Linked DNA regions of Homo sapiens: regions 1 and 2 are each linked to region 3. The links are chromatin loops, found by intact Hi-C in ENCODE. Cell type or tissue: endothelial cell of umbilical vein. All regions are shown on one strand. Links, peaks and the distances in the headings refer to the core of each region. The heading gives the core; the rest is flanking DNA.

What was found. Peaks named below come from ENCODE experiments on the same cell type or tissue, not always from the same donor. Only the 100,000 strongest peaks of a DNase experiment are listed, where the experiment ranks them.
Region 1: it touches region 3 in a loop (3-fold over the local background); 1 of 110 quality-filtered maps calls a loop at or near these places.
Region 2: it touches region 3 in a loop (8-fold over the local background); 1 of 110 quality-filtered maps calls a loop at or near these places.

The regions. Positions count from the first base shown.
Region 1 is chr1:159,404,349-159,412,708 of GRCh38, reverse strand. It overlaps a transcript of OR10J1 not described here and the pseudogene OR10J9P. Among named protein-coding and RNA genes, the nearest start is that of OR10J1, 31 kb to the left of the region's middle. In endothelial cell of umbilical vein, for the core only: no CTCF peak of the experiment used is centred there; a DNase peak (open chromatin) is centred at 3,668; H3K27ac peaks cover 1,108 bases.
Region 2 is chr1:159,246,280-159,254,639 of GRCh38, reverse strand. No RefSeq gene overlaps it. Among named protein-coding and RNA genes, the nearest start is that of ACKR1, 46 kb to the right of the region's middle. In endothelial cell of umbilical vein, for the core only: a CTCF peak has its summit at 3,627 (motif pointing left); no DNase peak of the experiment used is centred there.
Region 3 is chr1:159,590,962-159,599,321 of GRCh38, reverse strand. It overlaps the pseudogene OR10J6P. Among named protein-coding and RNA genes, the nearest start is that of APCS, 7.3 kb to the right of the region's middle. RefSeq lists an enhancer at 462-1,661. In endothelial cell of umbilical vein, for the core only: no CTCF peak of the experiment used is centred there; a DNase peak (open chromatin) is centred at 4,231; H3K27ac peaks cover 1,671 bases.

The DNA of each region.
Region 1 (8,360 bases), core at 1,466-6,465, 190 kb after region 3:
TTTAAGTCTTTAATCCATCTTGAATTAATTTTTGTGTAAGGTGTAAGGAAGGGATCCAGTTTCAGCTTTCTACATATGGCTAGCCAGTTTTCCCAGCACCATTTATTAAATAGGGAATCCTTTCCCCATTGCTTGTTTTTCTCAGGTTTGTCAAAGATCAGATAGTTGTAGATATGTGGCATTATTTCTGAGGGCTCTGTTCTGTTCCGTTGATCTATATCTCTGTTTTGGTACCAGTACCATGCTGTTTTGGTTACTGTAGCCTTGTAGTATAGTTTGAAGTCAGGTAGCGTGATGCCTCCAGCTTTGTTCTTTTGGCTTAGGATTGACTTGGCGATGCGGGCTCTTTTTGGTTGCATATGAACTTTAGAGTAGTTTTTTCCAATTCTGTGAAGAAAGTCATTGGTAGCTTGATGGGGATGGCATTGAATCTGTAAATTACCTTGGGCAGTATGGCCTTTTTCACGATATTGATTCTTCCTACCCATGAGCATGGAATGTTCTTCCATTTCTTTGTATCCTCTTTTATTTCACTGAGCAGTGGTTTGTAGTTCTCCTTGAAGAGGTCCTTCACGTCCCTTGTAAGATGGCTTCCTAAGTATTTTATTCTCTTTGAAGCAATTGTGAATGGGAGTTCACTCATGATTTAGCTCTCTGTTTGTCTGTTATTGGTGTATAAGAATGCTTGTGATTTTTGTACATTGATTTTCTATCCTGAGTATTTGCTGAAGTTGCTTATCAGCTTAAGGAGATTTTGGGCTGAGAGAATGGGGTTTTCTAGATATACAATCATGTCATCTGCAAACAGGGACAATTTGACTTCCTCTTTTCCTAATTGAATACCCTTTATTTCCTTCTCCTGCCTAACTGCCCTGGCCAGAACTTCCAACACTATGTTGAATGTAAAGACCATCGAGGCTAGGAAGAAACTGCATCAACTAATGAGCAAAATAACCAGCTAACATCACAATGACAGGATCAGATTCACACATAACAATATTAACTTTAAATGTAAATGGGCTAAATGCTCCAATTAACAGACACAGACTGGCAAATTGGATAAAGAGTCAAGACTCATCAGTGTGCTGTATTCAGGAAGCCCATCTCATGTGCAGAGACACATATAGGCTCAAAATAAAAGGATGGAGGAAGATCTACCAAGCAAATGGAAAACAAAAAAAGGCACGGGTTGCAATCCTAGTCTCTGATAAAACAGACTTTAAACCAACAAAGATCAAAAGAGACAAAGAAGGCCACTGCATAATAGTAAAGGGATCAATTCAACAAGAAGAGCTAACTATCCTAAATATATATGCACCCAATACAGGAGCACCCAGATTCATAAAGCAAGTCCTTGGAGACCTACAAAGAGACTTAGACTCCCACACAATAAAAATGGGAGACTTTAACACTCCACTGTCAACATTAGACAGATCAACGAGACAGAAAGTTAACAAGGATACCCAGGAATTGAGCTCAGCTCTGCACCAAGTGAACCTAATAGACATCTACAGAACTCTCCACCCCAAATCAACAGAATATGCATTTTTTCAGCACCACACCACACCTATTCCAAAATTGACCACATAGTTGGAAGTAAAGCTCTCCTCAGCAAATGTAGAAGAACAGAAATTATAACAAACTGTCTCTCAGACCACAGTGCAATCAAACTAGAACTCAGGATTAAGAAACTCACTCAAAACCGCTCAACTACATGGGAACTGAAGAACCTGCTCCTGAATGACTACTGGGTACATAACGAAATGAAGGCAGAAATAAAGATGTTCTTTGAAACCAATGACAACAAAGACACAACATACCAGAATCTCTGGGACACATTCAAAGCAGTGTGTAGAGGGAAATTTATAGCACTAAATGCCCACAAGAGAAAGCAGGAAAGATCCAAAATTGACACCCTAACATCACAATTAAAAGAACTAGAAAAGCAAGAGCAAACACATTCAAAAGCTAGCAGAAGACAAGAAATAACTAAAATCAGAGCAGAACTGAAGGAAATAGAGACACAAAAAACCCTTCAAAAAATTAATGAATCCAGGAGCTGGTTTTTTGAAAGGATCAACAAAATTGATAGACTGCTAGCAAGACTAATAAAGAAAAAAAGAGAGGAGAATCAAATAGATGCAATAAAAAAAGATCAAGGGGATATCACCACCAATCCCACAGAAATACAAACTACCATCAGAGAATACTACAAACACCTCTACGAAAATAAACTGGAAAATCTAGAAGAAATGGATAAATTCCTTGACGCATACACCCTCCCAAGACTAAACCAGGAAGAAGTTGAATCTCTGAATAGACCAATTACAGGCTCTGAAATTGTGGCAATAATCAATAGCTTACCAACCAAAAAGAGTCCAGGACCAGATGGATTCACAGCCAAATTCTACCAGAGGTACAAGGAGGAACTGGTACCATTCCTTCTGAAAATATTCCAATCAACAGAAAAAGAGGGAGTCCTCCCTAACTCATTTTATGAGGCCAGCATCATCCTGATACCAAAGCCGGGCAGAGACACAACCAAAAAAGAGAATTTTAGACCAATATCCTTGATGAACATTGATGCAAAAATCCTCAATAAAATACCGGCAAAATGAATCCAGCAACACATCAAAAAGCTTATCCACCATGATCAAGTGGGCTTTATCCCTGGGATGCAAGGCTGGTTCAATATACACAAATCAATAAATGTAATCCAGCATATAAACAGAACCAAAGACAAAAACCACATGATTATCTCAATAGATGCAGAAAAGGCCTTTGACAAAATTCAACAACCCTTCATGCTAAAAACTCTCAATAAATTAGGTATTGATGGGACGTATCTCAAAGTAATAACAGCTATCTATAGCAAACCCACAGCCAATATCATACTGAATGGGCAAAAACTGGAAGCGTTCCCTTTGAAAACTGGCACAAGACAGGGATGCCCTCTCTCACCACTCCTATTCAATATAATTTTTAAAAAATTGGAAAAGCTGTCTTCAACATTTGAGCCATTAAAATAATGGAGAGACTTTATCATTATGGATAGATTAGAGATAGATAATACATGTAAAGTTAAGTGGTTAATTATCTTGATGGAAATGTATAGGTAGACTCCTCAAAGTTTGTGAAGATATAAAATCAATGGAAATGAATGACCAAAATCTCTTTGCAGCTGGTTGGAAGAGGCAGGTAAGTCTCAGTGAGAAATTGCAAAATAATGTATTAGAAAAAGAGAGTACGGAGTATGCTTAAAGCACAATGTTCTGACTTACTAATTAAAAAGAAAGTGGAATTTGATGCCACAATAGGCTATTCCTAAGTATACAGGCCTAAAAAGTTAAAAACAAAGCGGAGATGGGTTTAATCGGTGAGCAGTCAAAAGAAAAGAATCCTTATGCAAATCCTTGGTCAGCTTCATGCAGCGCAGGTAAATTTCTCATTCACACTACTGCAGAAGATTCAGAGAATAGCTGCGGAAATGCCCTGGTGAGAGTCTCAAGATCTCCAGTGTGCAAGTTATCTGATAAGAAGAGACTCTGAAGTCTACAGTAAAAGAAGCAGAGAAGGGATGTGATTCATTTAAATACAGTTACGAATGGAGTGCACAGAGCAATATAGGCTCATTCAGCTCACACAATACTAGGAAGTACATGACGGACATATCAAATTCATCATTTGTGTTTTGGAAAATCCCACACACCATGGTGCTTTTCAATCCCAGGGTCATAGCTTGGTTTCTCTTTCTTCCTTATAGCAGTTCCCAAGGACTCAGCCTCTTTAATGTTGCTATGAAGCACAAAGTCCTAGATCCATTCAGAACCACTCTTTTATTCCCTAAACATGACATAATAATCTTCTCTAATCATGATAATAATAATTATGGCCAAAATTTTTCGGGATGTTACTATTTGTCAGTCACCTTGCTCAATGATTTATGTATTGACTCATTTGAGCCTCACAATATTCTTATGAGTTAAGTACTAACATTACCCATTTTATAGATGAGGAACTTGTGTTACAGACAGGTTCAGACTTTGCCCAGGTGGAATGAGAATTTATCACCAGGCCTTCTTTTTTTTTTATTATTATACTTTAAGTTTTAGGGTACAGGTGCACAATGTGCAGGTTAGTTACATATGTATACATGTGCCATGCTGGTGCGCTGCACCCACCAACTCGTCATCTAGCATTAGGTATATCTCCCAATGCTATCCCTCCCCCCTCCCCCCATCCCCCAACAGTCCCCAGAGTGTGATGTTCCCCTTCCTGTGTCCATGTGTTCTCATTGTTCAATTCCCACCTATGAGTGAGAATATGCGGTGTTTGGTTTTTTGTTCTTGCGATAGTTTACTGAGAATGATGATTTCCCATTGCATCCATGTCCCTACAAAGGACATGAACTCATCATTTTTTATGGTTGCATAGTATTCCATGGTGTATATGTGCCACATTTTCTTAATCCAGTCTATCATTGTTGGACATTTGGGTTGGTTCCAAGTCTTTGCTATTCTGTTTCTGGGTCCTCCATATGTAACCACTGAGCTACAGAGATTCTCATGCTGCTTCATCTGGATCTTAGAAATGCTGGGCCCTCATACTTGATGCTGCCTGCAACATAAGCCTTATTCACTTTTCCTTTACTATCTTGGACAATACCTCCTTTATAGTATTCTTTGACCCTAAGACTGAGTTAGGAACCCTTCTTCATGTTTCCATATCATCCTACACTAAGCTCTATCATAGCACCCCTTACTCTCTACATTGTTACTCCCATTTACCTTTCTTTTCTATTGATGTTGTGAGTTATTTAACATCAGGGACTCTTTCCCATGCTTTATTCACTCAGTAAATAATTAACAAGAAACTAAAATGTACTAGCTATTGAATTCATAGACCTTGACACATAGTATGGGAATAAGAAATATTTGATGAATAAATAAATTAAGTAATGCTCTTCTTTGGGATTCTTCTCCCTTTAAGATCAGTTGTGAATTTTATCACTGATTTCATAGAGAAATATAAGAATTAACTACATAACCACATTGAATAAGTTATAAAATTGATTGTATTCATGCACAGTTTCTGTAATTACTGTCCTTTGTCTTTAGCTTCCAATTCTTTCTAAAATCATCATTGGAATTCTTCCTGGTTAAACACATCTCCTTTAATATCTCTGCTGATGGAATGTTTCAGATTTTATGTACACTTAGAGTACCATATAGCATTCACTAGGTGCCAGAGACTTTTCTAAGCACTTTGAGATATTAATGGATTTAATCCTCACAATGACTCTGTAAAGAAGTTGCTATCATTAAGCTCATTTTAGAGATAAAGCAATTGAGACACAGACAAGTTAAATAACTTGCCCACAGTTACATAGTTATGACCTGGTGGAACCAAAATTAAATTCTGGGCAGTGTGGCTTCAGAGTACATACTGCTTCCCATTACACTCTATTTCTTCTTTGAGCCATAACAATGGAAAATTGCATTTTGATACATTCTTTGTGAGAGATCACTTGGTAAAAATTTTATAGAGAAAAACATGGCACTCTATCAAAGTTGAAGATGCTCATAACTTTTGACTCTGCATTTTTTCACTACCTGTTATTCACTTATGTGTGAAATGACATCCTGACAAAGTTTTCTATTGCAGAAATGTTTGTTATGGTAACAACTGGAAAAAAAGACCAAAACATTGACCTCTATTTCCGAAAACATGGCCACTATTGTAGTTTGGGTGGCTCGCCCACAGCCTGGCCTTGCACTAGTCATCTAAAGGAGCAGAGCTAAGGAAAGTAATGCCCAGGACTCCAAATATTTGGGAAGAATGCTTGATCTGGGATCCTCCCAGGGCAGTCTTTGCTGGCAATTCATACTGATGGAAATGAATGGATTAAACCCAGATATTTATCAACATTCACTATCTCTGCCTCCTCATTGTGTCATCAAAGGCTCAGATTAAGGGTAAGCATAGAGGAAGCTGAAGTGCCTGGCCCATTCAACATTTTCTTCCTCTCTGACCTGGACCCACCTCTTTAATGGTCAAGTAGGGTAGCTGTTTTCTTAATTTTGTTGTTCACATTATGTTGAAATTTCCTTCCCTTTGATCTCTGCCCTTAATCCAGTAGGTCATTAGATGTCTCTTAGTTTATTCCCAAGAGTGCTGAGCTCTTGATCAGTAGAGGAACAAAGATAACCCCTGTGCCTGGAACATTATCTAAGGAATCCAAAAAACTGATGCTGCTCAGACAACTGTGTAATCTGTTACATAGTTGGAGCCTCACCTCTGTCTTTCCGTTGTCCATTTCCTTCAGATTTAGACATTCTTCAGTGCCAAGGTCAAAGTCCACTGCTGTGACTGAGCTCTTCTTTGAAGGTTTCTCCAGCTTCAGGTGACAGCACAGATTTGTCTTCTTTGTTGTCTTTCTAACTTTGTACCTGCTGACTGTCTCTGGCAATGTGATTATTGTGACCATTACTCGCCTGGACATTCACCTCCACACCCCCATGTACTTCTTCCTGAGCATTGCTGTCTATCTCTGAGACCTGCTACATGGTGGCCATTACTCCCCATATGCTTTCTCGCCTCTTGAATCCTCACTAGCTTATTGTCATGCAAGGCTGTGTCACTCAGCTCTTCTATGTGACTTTTGGCATCAACAACTGCTTTCTTCTCATAGCCATGGGATATGATTGCTATGTGGTCTTCTGCAACCCCTTACGGTATTCATAGGTAAGAGGGCTTGTGTCTGGCTGGGATCTGGGTCACTGAGGATTGGCCTGGGCATGGCTATTGTCCAAGTAACATCTATGTTTGGCCTGCCCTTTTGTGATGACTTTGTCATCTCCCACTTCTTCTGTGATGTGAGACCCCTGCTGAAGCTGGCCTGCACAGACACCACTGTCAATGAGATAATCAACTTTGTTGTCAGTGTCTGTGTCCTTGTCCTACATATTGCCCTGATCTTTATCTCCTATGACCTCATCATCTACACCATCCTTAAGATTGCTTCAACTGAGGGTAGGAAGAAGGCCTGTGCCACCTGCACCTCCCATCTCATAGTGGTCATCAGCCACTATGGCTATATTTCCATCATCTACCTGAAGCTTAAGTCCCAGAGTTTCCTGGGGCAGAACAGACTCATCTCAGTGACCTACACCATTATCACTCCCCTGCTGAACTCTGTCATGTAGATCTTGAGGAACAAGGAGCTCAAAGATGCTCTGTGCAGAGCCATGAAGAGGAAACTCTTCAACCCCCAGTGTATCAAGATTGTGATGGCCTCCCTTCATGTGCTTACTTCTCCAAAGTTTTGGCAGTCAGGAATATTGTGATTCTCCACAGTCCAGGGAGCCTCCTATGGGGCCTGCTCCTGGAATGTCATCACAGGTCCTGCCGAATAACACAAAAATGGAAGATTCATGTTGGATGCCTTGTAAAAAGCTTCAGATGTGTTATTCTATTTTGAGGCTAGGGAACCTTCAGAGGTGAAAATGGAAAGTGTTAATTTAGTTGTTCCTTATACAATTTCCCCCTTAGATCCACCTTTTTTCCTCATGTCTTTATTTGTTCACAAACTTTGGTATAAGTTTACTGGTTCCTCTTTCACTGGTGTAGGCATCACCCTCACCCTATGGAGCCCATGGTGAGCCATGAGTATATGCAGTTTCTCCTCGATAGTGCTACCTCATGTCTTGCACCACCATTATCATGGGGTATAAAAACGGGGAATTACCGTTTATCACACTGAAAACAAAGTTCTATATGTTTGTACATCGCTTTATAGTTTATAAGGAAGTTTCACATATAGGATTTCACCTGATCCTTAATGAACCCTATAGAGTAGGCTGGGAAACAATTATGTTATCATCCCTATCTTAGACCTGAAAATACTAAAGCACATATAGATAGAATTTATCTGCCCAGGCACACGAAACTAGACAGTTGTAGTGATAGGATTTGGATCTAGTTCTCTTATCATTGTCACTTGCTCTTTGTAATGAATGGAGTAACATGAAGCCGACACCTCTTGAGAAAAATCATGGTCTTCATTGGATAGTACAGGCAAGGCTGTCACTGTTCTATGAAGCGTGTCTACCCATTTTAGGGGAAAAAAGCATCTTCTCTAGACATTTCTGTTGAAAACTGCCATAATAATTTTACTGCCCTCTCGTAATAAATTATCACAAACCTATGATGTTTGAGCTGTAAATGATACTCCTGTATCATTTACAAATGTGGCACTGTCGCGCACTGCACAACCTGCAGAATCCTATGCTGCAATTCTGATGATGGGTGTGAAAAAGGATACTGGAAACAATAGGTGCCTAGTTCCTTTCCCGGAGTCT
Region 2 (8,360 bases), core at 1,160-6,159, 340 kb after region 3:
TTCAGGCATGCACCTCCACACTCAGCTAATTTTTTTCTACTTTTAGTAGAGATGGGGTTTCACCATGTTGGCAAGGCTGGTCTTGAATTTCTGGCCTCAAGTGATCCACCTTCCTCAACCTCCCAAATGCTGGAATTACAGGCATGAGCTACCACACCCAGCCTCACTCTGCCTTTTAAGTGGAACATTTAGCCTGTTTACATTCAAGGTTAGTATTAATATGTGTGGATTTGATCCTGTCATTGTGCTGTTAGCTGATTATTATTTTGGCTTGTTTGTGTGGTTGCTTTATGTTAACACCAGACTGTGTGTTTAAGTGTATTTTGTATTAGCTGGTAGTGGTTTTTTCTTTCTATATTTTGTGCTCCTTTCAAGATCTCTTGTAAAGCAGATCTGGTGAGAATGAATTCCCTCAATTTTGCTTACCTGAAAAACATCTTATTTCTCCTTCACTTAGGAAGCTTAATATGAAATTCTTGGTTAAAGATATTTTTTTCTATAAGAATATTGAATATAAAGTTCCCAATCTCTTCTGGCTTGTTTCAGGTGAGAGGTCTGCTGTTAGCCTGATGGGGCTCCCTTTGTAGGTGACCTGCCCTTTCTCTCTAGCTGCCTTTAACATTCTTTTATTTCTGATCATTACGTGTCTTGGGGATGATCTTCTTGTGTAGAATCTTGGAGAAGTCCTCTGTATTTCCTGAATTTGACTGTTGGCCTCTCTAGCAAGGTTGGGGAAGTCTTCATGAATGATATCCTGAAATATGTTTTCCAAGTTGTTCGCTTTCTCCCCGTCCCTTTCAGGGATGCCAATGATTCATAGTATGGTCCTCTTTACATACTCCCATACTTCTCAGAGCTTTTGTTCATTATTTTTTATTCTTTTTTTTTTAACTTTTATTTTAAGTTCAGTGGTACATATGCAGGATGTGCAGGTTTGTTACACAGTTAAATGTATGTCATGGGGCTTTGTTGGACAGATTATTTCATCATCCAGGTATTAAGCCTAGTACCCATTATTTATTTTTCCTGATTTTCCTCATCCTTTCCCTTCTCCCACACTCTGCCTTCCAGTAGGCCCCAGTGTGCCTTGTTCCCCTCTATGTGTTCATGTGTCCTCATCATTTAGCTATCACTTATAAGTAAGAACATGCAGTATTTGATTCTTAACCAAATTTTGGTTTCTTAACAGAAAGCCAACTGCTACATGTTCTTACTTATAAGAACTGTACTTTTAAGAACTGTCTGTCTATTTCAGAGAACTAGTCTTCAAGTAGTGATGTTCTTTCCTCTACTTGGTTTATTCTGCTGTTAATACGTGTGTTTGCATTGTGAAATCATTGTATTGTGTTATGGAGCTCTGTCAGACCTGTTATGTTCTTTTTAACACCAGCTATTCATCCTTCAGCTCCTGTATTGCTTTATTGTGATTCTTATTTTCCTTAGACTGGGTTTTGCCATCTCCTGAATCTCAATGCTCTTCATTGCTATCTGTAAAGTGTCATTTGCTTGTCTCCTGGGGGCTCCACCCCAGAGAGATGCAGGTCAGCAACAGCTCAGTGCAATCAGCCCAAGGTGGAGGGTTATAGAGGGAAATGTGTGCCAGGGGTTCCCTGACTTACAACAACCAGTCAGGGGTGTGGGGAACCTATGGGAGATGGACTGGCCTTCTCTCCTTGGGTTGACCACAGCTTGTTGGAGATATGGATAAGGCACTTAGGGTCTTTGCTCCTTTGTCTAAGGATGGCAAGGGCAGTTCCATTGCAGACGTAGTAGCAGAGGCTTTCAGTTGCTCCTGGAGGTTCTGTCCAGAGCATTGCCAAGTTGTTATTGGCTCGATAGCTCTGGCGGGGGGTGGCTGGAGGCCTGGGCGTGGTGGACCTGCCTGGTGAGGACATATGGGAATGGGCATCCACATAACAGTCTGGCCACTTTTCTGCAGGGGTGCCATGGTATGCTTGGGGCCCATTCCAGTCCCTAGTCAACTTGGATTTTCCACTACCTGGAAGTATCACCAGTGAAGGCTACAAAACAGCAAAGATGGCAGCCTGTCCCTCCCTCTGGGAGCTTTGTCCCAGGGAGGTTGCAGGCCCAAAGGCACCTGTAGGAGGTGGCTGGAGACCCCAGTTGGGAGGTCCTGCCCACTGAGGAGGAACTGGATTGGGGGCCCACTTAAAAATACTGTCTGGCCATGTTTTGGTAGAGCAGCTGTGCAGTGCTGGGGATCTGCTTCAACCCCTGGTCACCTTAAAAACTCCAAAGTCTGAAGTCTGGAATGGCTAAGTTGTCCAAACAGCAAAGATGGTGGCCTACCCGTCCCTCTGGGAGCTCTGTCCCAGGGAGATTACAAATCTCTGTCTGCCAGACAACACCAGTGGGGGTGGCTGGAGGCCCTGGTTGGGAGGTCCTGCCCAGTGAGGAGGAATGGGATTAGGGACCCACTTAAAAAAGCAGTCTGGCCATGTTTCGGTAGAGCAGCTGCGCTATGCTGGAGGATCCCTTCTGCCCCGGTCAGCTCAGACCTCCAAAGCCTGAAGGCTGAATTGGCTAAGTTGCCCAAACAGCAAAGATGGCAGCCTGTCCCTCCCTCTGGGAGCGCCACCCCAGGGGGAATAAAATATCTGTTGAGGCAGAGTGCGGTGGCTCACGTCTGTAATCCCAGCACTGTGGGAGTCCGAGGCAGGCAGATCACTTGAAGTCGGGAGTTCGAGACCAGTCTGGCAAGCATGGTGAAACCCCATCTCCGCTAAAAATACAAAAAAAAATTGGCCAGGCATGGTGGTACATACCTGTAGTCCCAGCTACCTGGGAGGCTGAGGCAGGTAAATGGCTTGAACCCGGGAGGGGGAGGTTGCAGTGAGCCGAGATCACGCCATTGCTCTCCAGCCTGGGCGATAGAGCAAGACTCCGTCTCAAAAATAAATAAATTAATAAATTAAATAAAAAAATAAAATCTCTGTTGAGGGGCGAACATGAGTGGGAGTGGCTGGAGACCCCAGTTGGGAGATCCTGTCCAGTGAAGAGGCATGGGATTGGAGACGCACTTAAAGCAGCAGTCTGGCCACGTTTTGTTAGAGCAGCTGTGTTGTGCTGTGCTTGGGGATCCCTTCTGCCCCCAGTCGGCTTGGACTCTTCAAAGTCTGAAGGATAGAATGGCTAAGGCCCTGGAACAGCGAAGATGGCAGCCTCCCCTACAACTCAGCTCCTTCTTAGAGAGGTGCAATGCGGCTACCAGTGGCTGGCTGGAATTCCAAGCCAGTGGGTCTTATCTTGGGAGGTGCTGTGGAAGTGGGGCCTGCAGGCTGTCACTGCTCAGCCTCTGGATTCAGCCTCTTTCCTAGGGGTATGTATGGGGGTCTAATCTTTCACTTTGCTGGAGCTGCAGCTACTTTTGCCGGAAAGCCGGACTATTTAAGGCACCAGGGTCTCCACACATGCCTCAGCGGCTGCTCTGCCTAAACTCCATATAGCTCTGTCTGTCAGATTGAAGGCCCTGCTGGGATGGGCTCACAAGGAAGGTTGCAAAGATCCGTGAGAGAAGCATGGTTTCCTGGGGTCGCACATTCACCACTTCCCTGAGTGGGGAAGTTTCCCTGGCTCTGTGCTGCTCCCTGGTGGGTCGTTGTCCTGTCTTGCTTTTCTTCATTCTTCGTGGGTTAAGTTGTTTCCTTGATTACTCCCAGTGCAAGTACCTGTGTGTTTCAGTTGAAGGCGTTGTGTTTACTCTCCCCTTCTGTTCCTCTCTGGGCAAGCCGTGCACACTAACTGCTTCTAGTCAGCCATCTTGGCCACCCTCCTGTTCTTCCTCTTTTTAGGTAGATCCCGGTTCCTGAAACATAATTTGCCCTTATGCCTAGAGAACTGCTTTTAAAATTATTTTGGGGCCAATTTCTTGGCAATAAATTCTTTGTGATTTTGTTGAAAAAGATCTTTCATCTTTGAAGTGTATTTTTGATGAATGCATTATTCTAGTTGGGTGGCTTTTTTTCTTTCCAAGTTTTAAATATTTGTCTTCACTCTTTTCTTGCTTGCATGGTTTCTGACAAGAAGTCTGCTATAATTCTTATCATGTTCTTTTATAGGTCAGATGATACGATTTTTCCTCCTGGCTTTTTCTAAGATTTTTTTCTTTGTCTTTGGTTTTCTGCAATCTGAATGATATGCACACCTCTCGTATATTTTTTGGTATTTCTTCAGCTTGTAGTTATCTGAGCTTACTGAATCTGTAGTTTGAGGTTTGTCGTTAACTTTGAAAAATTCTCTCTATTATTACTTCAAATATTTCTGTCTCTTTCTTCTCCTTCAAATATCCCAATTACACATATGTTATACCTTTTGAAATCGTTCCACAGTTCTTGAATGTTCTGTTTTGTTTTTTGTTTTCTTCATTTTTTTTCTCTTTGTACTTCAGTATGAGAAGTTGGTCTATCTTTAGGTTCACTGATTCTTTTCTTACTCATGTCCAGTCTACTGATGAGACCATCAAAGACATTTTTTTAATCTCTGTTACAATGTTTTTGATTTCTAGGATCGCCTATTATTGTTCTTAGAGTTTTAATCTCTGCTTTTATATTACCCATCTGTTTGGCAAGTTGTCTACTTTTGTCATTATAACTCTTAACATATTAATTATGTTAGGTAATTATCAGATAATTATGTTATCTGATAATTCCAAAATCTATGTTATATCTGACTTTCTTTCTGATTCTTGCTTTGTCTCTTCAAACTGCATTTTTCCTTGTCTTCTGGCACATTTTGCAATATTTGTTGAAAGCTGCACATGATATATTGGGCAATAGAAACTGAAGTAAACATGAATTTAATGTGAAGTTTTATGTTAATCTGGCTAAGATTTGGGCTATATTTAATGTTTGCTATATCGATAGAGGCCAGAGACTAAATTCCTCTAGTATCCTTGTTTATTCTACTCTGTTAACTTTGAGATTCCCTAAGTACTCCTCTTCAGAGAGAGTTTAAATCTTGCAGCTCTTTTAACTGTGACCCACCCTTATACCAGAGTCCTTTTGATCTGACAGTAAGGTGTGGGAGTGAGGAGCATTCTGTAATCTTATTATTAAGTCTCACTCTTTTAGTGGGCCTGTGTTCCTGGAATGTGACCTTCACAAGGGTGTCTTGTCCTCTCTCCTCACTCAGGTGAAATAGGAATGCTAGAGAGGGCTAGAGTGAGAGAAATTATTTTCCCCTAGGTGGGATAAGGCTCTGATAAATCTTTACCCCTGGAGAGTAAGTCTTTGCTATGAAGAACAGTCAGGTTGTATTCTACAAGTTATTCTTTCCCTCCTTCTACCTGAGCCATGAATTTTTTCTGACCGCTCTTCACCATAAGAACACTGTGTGGTGTCTGGAGATAAAACTCACAAAAGTATGTGGGTGCCCCTAAGATTGCAGCACCTAGGAGTTTCTCATTCTCAGGATAATTCTCACATTAGCCTTCTGAAATTTGTCAAAATTGTTGTTTAAGTGTTCCAGTTTATGGCTCCAGGGCTTCCCCAGCAGTAAGCTGTCTTCATGTGGTTCTCTGGATTCACCTGTTTTTCCAGATTTAGGGGTGGCAATTTGCCCTGCAATCTCAGTTTTCTGAGGTATTCATGAAAAGCTGCTAATTTTGTTTATTTATCTTCTTTGTTGTTGCTGTTGTTGATAGAATGGAACTGATGACTTCTAAGCTTTTGCATGTTGGAACTGAAAGCCAGCTAATCTACTTTTGAAGACCAGATTTTTTACTACCTTTTTAAAGGGTGCTGTATTAGGCTTTTCTTGCATTGCTATAAAGAAATACCTGAGACTGGGTAATTTATAAAGAAAAGAGGTTTAATTGGTTCTATAGGCTTTACAGGAAGCATGGTGCTAGCATCTGCTCAGCTTCTGGGGAGGCCTCAGGAAGCACAATTATGGCAGAAGGTAAAGTGGGAACAGGCACTCCACATGGCACAAGCAGGAGGAAAAGAGAGAGAGTCAGCTGGGGGAGGAGATGTCACACACTTTTAAATGATCAGATCTCATGGGAACTCAGAGCAAGAGCTCGCTTATCACCAAGGGGATAGCCTAAGCCATTCATGAGGGATCCACCCCCACAATCCAAACACCTCCCTCCAGGCCCTACCTCCAACACTGGGGATCATGATTCAACATGAGATTTGGCAGGTACATACATTCAGACTTTGTGAGGCACTCTGCAATTTGGCACAGGCTAGCTTTTTCTTAGAATAAAATCCAAGGAAAAATATCAAATCAATACAAATAATACAATAATTTCAGAGTTTCTGTTAACATCACTTCTTCTTTGAAGCTTTATTTGAAGTCTTCAGCTCACACTGAGCTCACTTCAGTCTGGGTCTAAATTCTATTTTTTGTTGTTTTTTTTTTCACTCAACTTTCACTTAACCAAATACTATCTAGTAATAGTTGACTAATGTTTTTGGATAGATGGGCTGTCTCTTTAAATATAAGCTTTTCATGGGAGGCAAAATATTTTATACAACCATCGTATCCCTAGTTGTGCTATCATATCTGTATACTAGACAAATGGGGAATATTAAATTAAATACTTAGGGTGGTCCAAGTTTTGCAATTTTTTTTTTTTTTGGACGATAGTGAGGCTTCATCAGGTTTTCAGGACAGAGGTATGTCTGGATCACCTCAATTTATAGATTATTATTTTAAGAATAGGTGAGAAGGAAGAAGAGGATAAAGCAGCCAAACATTTGGACCCCACGAGTGGCTGACACATTATTCATTACTACTTCAAAATACAACAACAAACGTACTCATTTCAAAGTAGGTGCGATAAACTAATAGCAGTTCTATAAGTCTTCCATGTGGGCAACTCAACTCTTCCCTCTTTGCTTCTCCCCTCACTACATACTTTCTGCTTAATTTTTTCCCTTTGTCTCACTCTGTATATATTTTATTCATTGATTAATTAATAAAGATTTAGCTGGTGACATCAGCAAGATAGCAGAATAAGAGGTCACAGGCTTCACTACCCCCCATAGAAAGTTCAACTAACAATTATCCACAGACAAGGATGCCTTTGTGAAAACTCCAGTACTTGAGAATAAGCTTGAGAAAACAGTGTGGACAACAGAACTAAATAAAGACCACAAAAGGGGTTAAGTAAAATGGCCTCACTGATTGCATCACCCCATCACCCCTGCCCATTCCATGAGTCAGCAAAGTACCACACAGAGAGGATTCCCCAAGGCTCAGTTTCAACAGTGGGAAAAGAGAACTGGAGTTGGACATCCAGCTTCCCTAGAATTCTGAGACGCTTCCCAGGAAGCCCGCTGTGGTCTCACCTCACAAGGAGTACAGCGGGTAACAGCATGAACACTGAACAAACCTTGCTGATAGCTCTGTGTACCTTCCAGTGGTGGTACCTGATCAGAGATACAAGCCAACAGCATCACCTACCCACAAAGCTGAGCTGGTCACTCCCAGAAGTGATGGAAAGTCCTACCTAGCTTGAATCCCTAGATGGCGAGCCTCCAGGCTTAGTCTCAGACCCTACCACAAGGCCCTCAACCCAGGGAGAGAGATGCTTGTCCCAGCACAATTTGGAAAAGAGTGGGATCCAGTTTATACAGCATTTAGCACAGCCTCAAAGCTTGCCCAAGACCCTGTCCAGGGATGGAGACAACCAAACAGAACACTTCAGCAAAGTGCAGTGGCTAGTTCTGCCACACTCAAGCATGCTCCATTTGAGCAGCTACTCTGCCTAACCTCAGAGCCAAGCCTGAAACCCCATCCAGCTGCAGATCTCAAACAACAGTACCACTTGGCCAGAGAATACACCTTGTGGCCCAGGCTGATCTGAGATCATTGCAATGTACATCCAGCAGATCTGTCTGATTGCATGTCTCAGCCAGTGGTCTCTCCTGACAGATTAGCCCAACCAGCAGCCACACCCAAAATCCAAGCAGCTACCTAGAGAACTCAAAAACAAGCTCTGTCTGCACAAGATTATTACCAGCTGGTCCATTCAAAATCACAGGTTAGACTAAATAAGGAAAAGTCTATCCCTGTCAAAGAATTCTTGTAAAATCTGGAAGAGGTGGTTGTCTCTTCAAATGTGCAGACACCAACATAAGGGCACAAGAATTAAAAATAATCAGAAATTCATGGCATCACCCAAATAAACTAACAAATTAAACCCATAAAAAGGTTCACCAAGACACATAATAATCAAACTATCAAAAATAAAAGACAAAGAAAAAATTCTAAAAGCAGCAACAGATAGGAAACACATACAAGGGAGTCCCAATACAACACTTCACAGATTTCTCAGTAGAAACGCTGCAGGCCAGGAAAGAATGAGATGATATATTTAAAGTGCTGAAGGG
Region 3 (8,360 bases), core at 1,906-6,905:
TAGACTGCATGGGACAGAGTCGTAAGGTTGTTTAATGTAAGTAAGGACACACATTTCTATGACTAAATGTATATTTATATAGAGGAATAATGCATTAAGAAATGTTTCTGCCCATGGCCCTGCATAGGGCATCCTTGACCTCCTTGTTCTTTAGGCTGTAAACAACAGGGTTCAGCAGGGGAGTGATGATGGTTTAGGTCACTGAGAGAAGGAGGTCTTGTTCTATAGAGTTTTCTGACTTGGGCATGAGGTAGGCAATGGAAGCACAGCCATAATGGACAATGACCACAGTGAGGTGGAAGGCACAGGTGGCAAAGGTCTTCTTCCAACCCTCAGCTGAGGCAATCTTGAGGACAGTGGAGATGATGAGGACATAGGAGATGAAGACCAGACCCATGGGGACCAGGATGACAAATAACCTGACAACAAAATTGATTATCTCATTGATAGTGGTATTAATACAGGAGAGTTTCATGACAGGGAGGATGTCACAGAAGAAATGACCAACCACCGTGTGACAAAAAGGTAAGGTAAATATGGATGTTACCTGGACAGCTGCCATGGCCAGGCCAATGCTAAAGGCTCCACACACCAGCTGGACACACACCTTCTTGCTCGTAATGACCCTGTATCTCAAGGGATTGCAGATGGCCATATAGTGGTCATAGCCCATCACTGTGAGCAAGAAGCAATTGTTGATGGCCAAGGTAACAAAGAAGAACGTTTGGGTGGTACAACCTGCTAGGGAGATTGGCTGGGTCTGGGTTACGAAGCTGGAGAGCATCTGTGGAATGATGAACAGTGTGTACACTGTCTTTGAGCTAGCCAGCATGCTCAGGAAGAAGTACATGGGAGTGTGGAGGTGACGGTCAATGCAGATGATGGTCATGATGATGGCATTGCCAGCCACAGTTAATGTGTACAGGATGAGAAAAACCACAAAGAGAGTGATGTGATGTTTGTGGAATCTGGAGAATCCCAGGAAAACAAACTCTGTTACCTCTGTGAGGTTCTTTCTTCGCATTCTTTAATTGCAATGTCTGAAAGCAATGCAGGAAGTCAACGTGAAGAAATTCTTATCATGACTTGAATTCTAGAACAGGGATAGAGCAATGACTATAGAAAACACTAAGAAAAAAAGTCAATTTCTCTGCTTTGTAATCAGGAGCATTCTCGCTCATGTTATATAACTACTTCACCATCTTCTCCCTTTTCTGTTTTTGCTGTCTTCTTAATCTTCTGGCACTGCTGGCACTGTTAAGCCTCTGGCCAAGGAATTGTCAATATGTGACACCACAACCCATATCTTTTCAAAGTGCCATCATAAATGTGCTGTTTTGTAGCGCATGGAGGGAGGCATTTTCCTTTACAATATGCATGGCACAGGGGTCCCATTGCATGCCATCCTGGGAAAGCCCACACAGCTGAGACAAAAAAAGGGGGTGAGAGAGTTGGACTTACTGAATTAGAACCATAGGTGGATAGCTTCTGGTGACAGTGTAGGGGAGCAGAATCAAGGTCAGTGAGAGCTGACCTTCAGGAACACTTCAGTGGGAGTGAAGATGAGGTGTTCTGGGCCCAGCCTAGATGGTCTAGGGGAGGCAAACCGTTGGCAAAATTGACTTATTGTGAAAGTATTAACAGAGGCTTAAGGTTTGGAGACATGTAAACTAGAGAGAGAAGTGGAAGTCGTTGGAAAAAGAGAGAAGAGAATCAGCAACACAACAGAAAGTTGGACCTTGAATTTAAAAAAAAGTAGCTGATTTCTTTTTTGGCAGAGGGAATTCTAAGAATAAAGAGGTGTACTATTTGATTTAAAATTGTTTGCTGAACTATACTGTAATGTAAACTCCCTTGAGAGCCTCAAGAGACTTTGTTTAAAGCTTTTATATGTATAATTTTCAGTTGGTGGTAGTTAGGAAGTAAAGAGAAGTGGATGATGGCACAGTGCAGAAAAAGGTATGTGCAAGGAGTAAGTTCCAGACTGAGGAAGAAAAACCACTAGCTTGTAATGACTAGAAGAAATACAAGGCCTTCTCCTGCCCTCCCATCCCCCTTACAAGCACACACAATATTTGCTAGAAATTTGGTGAGTGAGCCTGGGATTTCCATCATGTATCAAATGATGATTTGAATCATTTTGCTTAAATAACAAGTAACACTAACAGGCTGGGGGATTTTGGCACACTTAGGGAACTGCCACTAGGAATCTAGGAAATATTGTGGGTGTTTTAGAAAATAGTCCATCATGGAAAATGAGGCAAATGTTTCGAGTAGAAATGAGTGTGTCACTAAAATTAAAGGAATTTGCCTTAAGAGACCACTGAGATACCAGTTGGATAGGCAAAGATTAAAGAGAGTGACAGTGGAACTCCAAGCAGCTTTTTAGAAAGGATAGGATGGAGCTATGGCTGTGTAAATTTAAATTAACTAAAATAAAAGAGAATTAAAAATTCACTTAGTCGGTCATACTAGCCACATTTCAAGTGATAAAAAGCTACATGTGACTAGTGGCCACCATATTGGATAGCTCAGCTATCAAACATTTTCTTTTGTTGGTAAAAGTTATGCTGGACTGTGCTGTTATGGTGTCCTACCATGAACAGATGTGTGGAATACATTAAATAACAACCACAAAACGAGCTATTTAGAGAACAATACTATGATATGCTGCCATATGGTTAGGAATATTTGCATGTGTGTGTGTGTGTGTGTGTGTGTGTGTGTGTGTGTTTGTGGATGTTCATAAATATTTGCATATGTGGGGGAAAAAAGTCTGAAAGAATATGAACTTGATATTATCATGAATTAACAGTTATATTGTGCTGGGGGTGCTATAGGGAACTTTAACTTTTATCATTTTCACAGTGATGATAATGGCTCATTTTAAAATATTTTAAGCATAAAATTATAACTCATAAATAACTTGGAGAAGTCAAGGAGGATGACAACTGAAAACATATATTCAATTGATTAAGAAGGAGGCTACCAATGACCTTATTGCCACAAATCTAGCAGAGTCTTGGGCTGGAAAGCCTGATTATGTGGAGTAAATAAAGAAGAATTTTGTTAATATGTTAGACGAGAAAAACAGATCTCATGTGCCTTTTCCCTTTCCTGATGAGCCTATTGCAATGAGTGACAAAATATGGTTAAGGCTATGTTGAGCCAGGAAAACTATAAACATATTTGGAGTAGGGAAGGGAGGAAAGTACAAAACTGAATTAAATCAGGAGGAGGAAAAATCTTCTGGTATCTTTAATTTAGGAGCTGAAAAGTGCTGCTTTCACCCCAAATCAGCCACCAATTTGTTGTAAATATGTTTCATGTAAATATAAATTTACTTTCTTGGAATAAATTGTGAAGCTATAGACAAGATGGCTAAGGACCCACTAGATGCAGGGAAACTGGGTCAGGTACATAAGCCCAGGAAAAGAAGTTTATTACCTGTGGTATACATTTGAATTGGATTGAATGGGCAACAAAATAATATCTTAATACAAGATATTCATAAAATGTGGGGAAACAAATGCAAAAATGAAAGGTCAGTGTAAGATGTGGGAGCAAGAATAGCCCCTTCAAACCAATGTTCTTTCCTTATTGTTTAGTATTTATTTGGAGGAAAAGTGTGTGGTGTGTGAGGGAAAGGTAAAGCCCTGCCACAGGGGAAGCTATCATTTCTCCTGCATGTGGAGCTCAGCTAAAGGGATCTCCCAACACTAGGCTTAGCCCAAACAAACAAACAAGCCCTACAGTGATTGGGCTTTGTCCTGCACAGAGTGCACTTAGTGCACTTAGTGGCCATCCATACCTCCTAGAGCAGGTGCCATTGCTCGCCCTGATTTTTCCAAGTGTTCTTCCCAGCCACATCACTCTCCATGAAAGGAGTTCTCTTATGTGTTTCACTTCATTTCGCTACCTATCAGCGATGTTTTAGAGTCCCTTTGAGATTAAGGGCAATTGCCTTGTTGTCTCATTTTTTAACCTGTCACTTTCTGAGGTGCAGAAGCAATCTAAAATTATTACTGTTAGAAATTATGGCTCAAATGTCAAATACACAGCTGTTACTGTCCCTGGAAGTGAGGAAGGCCCTGGTGAGAGAGATAAGGAAGTCTGGGACACAGGAGGAAATCACATTGTTAGTTCTCCTCGGTCTTCTTAGAGCCTTACACACACAAAATCAGGGAGCAATGAACACCAACGTTTAGCTTGGGAAGGGAGAAGAGGTCCCAGAGGGTACCATGGAGCCAAAGAAATGTATGGAATGGGTGGGTTGGTCTCACCTGCGGAGGTTTGCCAGGGTGAGTTCTCAGTGGTTAGAATGTGTCTCAGTGAACTTAAGGGCTATGTTAGCACCAGATGGCTACCTCTCTCTCTCTCTCTGTCTCTCTCTCTCTCTCTCTTTTTTTTCTACTGGTTGCTTTTTATGAGTCTCCACCCAGCCAGAAGCGAGTGCAGCTGAGCACAGTAGCAGCAGCCCTTCTACCACCCAAATCTGGACCTTCTCTGGCTGAACCCTAAGGGTGTTTCTGTAGAGGGAACACGCCAGTGGATAATCTCAAAAGCACAGTATAGAACAGAAAGAAGCTTTCAAAATGATTTATACATTCCAGAAGGATAAAAACCCTGTGGGAGAGTAAAAATACTGAAATGTGCTCATGCATCAAAATGTTAGTCATGAAGTCAATATTCCTACCAGAGGAAAAAGGAAAATAAAGTGGAGGGGAAAACAGAATTTGAAAGTGTAAAGGAAATGCCATTTGCAAGGGGAAGAAATTATTACAACAGCCATGGATGCCCCCAAATATTTTGGTCTTTATAAGCAAAATTTGTTGCTGGAAACAGAATCTGTGTTAAAAAAATTAAAATATGCAGGTAGGCAAAACTTCTATAAATATATTTTGTGTGTAAAGGAATTGCACACTTAAAAAAAATAGTGACCTGCCTTTTTGGTAGAGTTTCCATCCCCTCCCTTCCTTTCCCTTATTTTCCTTCCCTTTCCTTTCTTTTTTAAACAAAATAGATCTAAGGAGCCAGGGAAGGAGGACTCAATGACTTAAGAAACTGATGATTACGAGAGCTATTTGAATAAATAAGAGAATAATAACTTTTCTTTTGCATGGAAGCCTTCTCAGACCCAAAAGTGTCCATCCACCTTCTGCAGTCTGTGGAATCTGTGTTCAGTTTTAGAATAATTGTGACTAATTTACAAAAGATCATTACAATTCTAGGAAATCTGATTATTGTTTGTCTGGAAAAATAATTGACAGACTCTTGATGTCTTTAAAAGTTTAGCCTTATTTGATTCTCAGCCTTATTAGATTATTGGGTCACTTACATTTCACTGGACTCTGGCTAAAGCACAGGGTGACATTCACAGAGTCCGTTTGGCCCTTTTTGCTTTGGCTCTAGAAGAGCTGCCCCCTTAAACTCTGTGATTAGGAAGAGACTCTCAGAGGAGAAGTTCTTCTGTCTAGCTCTAGTCACTGCATCAATTTGTCAAGAGACTTACCATGTCTCCCTTGGGTCTGCACAATGAGAATCCAGAAATGAGCCGGGGGATCTCATTACAAGCAGATCACACTAGGAATATTGAGCAAGCTTTGGTCTCACATGGCCTGCTACTTATGTTTCTTCAGGGAAAAAAGTAGCTCAACTCAGTTGAAGATATGTTGTCACATGGCACCATCTTTTCTTCTTTTGAATCCCTGTTAGTGTTTGGTCCTTGGTTAGTTACTGTCAGTGAGAATACATTCGTGTAAAAGTCAGATATGGTGTCTCTCTTTGTATATAGAAAGAGCTTACATCATTTCTCCTGCTAGCAGAGGCCATGCATTGGTTTTGTTAGGTAAAAATTAGTTTTGGGGGTAGGAACTGAAAATGGAGCATGAGTGCTCATTTTGATTTGTCAGAATATAAAAAGAAGTTAGGGCAGGTGATTACATTTTAGATCATCATCCTCCTCATAATTACAGCTAACAATCACTGAGCACTTGCACTGTGCCAGAACAGGGACTGAGTAGGTGTTTTGTATGCATTGTCATACTGAATCCTCATAGGATCCCCATAAGGATACTGAGAGAAGCTGTTGCAACAGCTGGAGCTCTAGATGAAGTATTTGTCTTTGACATCTCACCCCAGGCACAGCTGTGTGAACCCCTCATAGATTATGGGCTTCAGTGAAATATGTCAATAACATTAGATTAGCTTTGCTTCTGGATCCTGTGGTTGAATGTGACATGATGCAGATGCCTTTACCAGTGCCCGAACTCGACGGTGGTCTCTTGAGGTATCTCCCATGTTAAACTCAGAAAAGTGGCCACAGCCAGCCAGATGAAAAGGAGATAGAAAATTCTGGAATACAAATGGAGTTTAGTTTATATGATAATCAGCTATTTAGTCTTGACAAGATAAGGATTAAAGACAATTCAGGTCATGTTTCATTTTTTCTTCTGTCATTTGAATGGTCTTGGACACCTATTATTTCTAAACAATGCAAAGTCTCATGAATACCTAAAAAGTCTCCACATTGCATTCCAAATGTGACTATACATTGATCCTATCCAGTGCAGATAAAATATTTTTTTTAAATTTCCACTTCAACTCAAGTTTTAGCTAAGGCATATCCCAAGCTAAGGGGCCTCATTGCTTTAATCTCAGAGCTCCACCCAGAGTCTCCCACACAAAACTCACAGAAAACTACCTGCAAGCCTTCTCATCCAGGAAAATTATTTATGGACTTCTGTTAAAACCAGTCCTGAAGCTATGTGGCTAAATGCTCTTACCTGTTTTTCTGTAGTCAAAAATAAGAATCAGATCGTTACTTGTATAAGATAGAGACTCAAAAATTGCTTTTCTTATTAGAGATGACTCCTGGTTTTAGCAACTTATTGTACATCTTGTGTACTACTTGTCCCCTAGTATCTAACAGCCTTAGTGGCAAGTATGGGAAAGGGCGTGATTATCTCTGTAATTATTAAATCACTACACAACTATGTTCCTGGGTTATTGCACCTCCAAATCCTTCCATTTTCTTTATAGATTCTGAATTATTCAAGTAGTTTCCTCTGTGACTTTTGCTGATTTCTTTGTTGTGACAACAACTGTATCTGAGAAAAATGCCGAGATGACGTTACCAGAAATTCCATCTTTATTAGTCTGTTTTCATGCTGCTATAAAGACCTGCCCAAGACAGGGTAATGTATAAAAGAAAGAGATTTAATTGACTCACAGTTCCACAGTGCTGGGGAGCCTTCAGGAAACTTACAACTATGGAGAAATGGAAGCAAACATGTCCTTCTTCACATGGTGGCAGGAAGGAGGATCGTGGAGCAAGGGGGGAAAAGTCCCATATAAAGCCATCAGGTCTTGTGAGAACTCACTCACTATCATGAGAACAGCACGAGGGTAACCGCCCCCATGATTCAATCACCTCCCACTGGGTCCCTCCCACGACACATGGGGAGTATGGGAACTACAATTTAAGATGAGATTTGGGTCAGGACACAGCCAAACCATATCACCATCTCTATTATAAATTATGTTAAAATGGACTGTCTTCAGTTTTGAATGAGCCATCAATATGATAGATATTAATGATAAAAATAATATACACAGATTCACTCAAATAAAGAATTCATGAAGGAAATGATTAAGAACCATCTCTACAACTCTTCTACCTTTTGGCTAGAACAAGGTGCCCAAAGAAGACAGAATGTGGAGATAGGAAGGAACTTTTCCAAAGAACTTCTTTGCAGAGAGCTGCTGTTTTGCTGTTGTTGCTGCTTTGAGGGAGTATTAGGTTATGTTATTTGTATCTTGAGAAGATTATTATTTTTTACTTCTTTACCCAACCTCAAGCCTAATGTGGGGGCTTCTGTGGAATCACTGCGGAAGCTTGAAATATCCCTCTTGCTATTGGGAGACTCAAAGGACTTGAGAAAGCTGCAACCACTGTGTAAATAGGAAAGAGTTGTCTATATTAAGACCATCTGAGACTTCTAGAATTTATAGGGACAAGAGATGTATAAGTGCTTCTTTTGGCTGAAATACAGACAACATAGAAGAAAGAGCTTACATGCAGTCATTTTGGATTCTGTTCAAAAGAGCCATTTTAAGAGGCAGAGGGTTCACAAGAACAAGAAACCTGTCACAAACACTGTATCCTGAGATCTATGCAAGTAGTTGCAAATGATCACCAAGAATAAATAATACCTTTAACTTAGGGGAAAGTGAGAGGTGGACTATGATATCAACCTGAGATAGAAGAAAGCTTAAACATGTGAGAGATGGATTACAGTACAGCCTGATTATTGTTAGGAGAAACCCACATGTAGTTAACACAGATTTATTAGAATGTA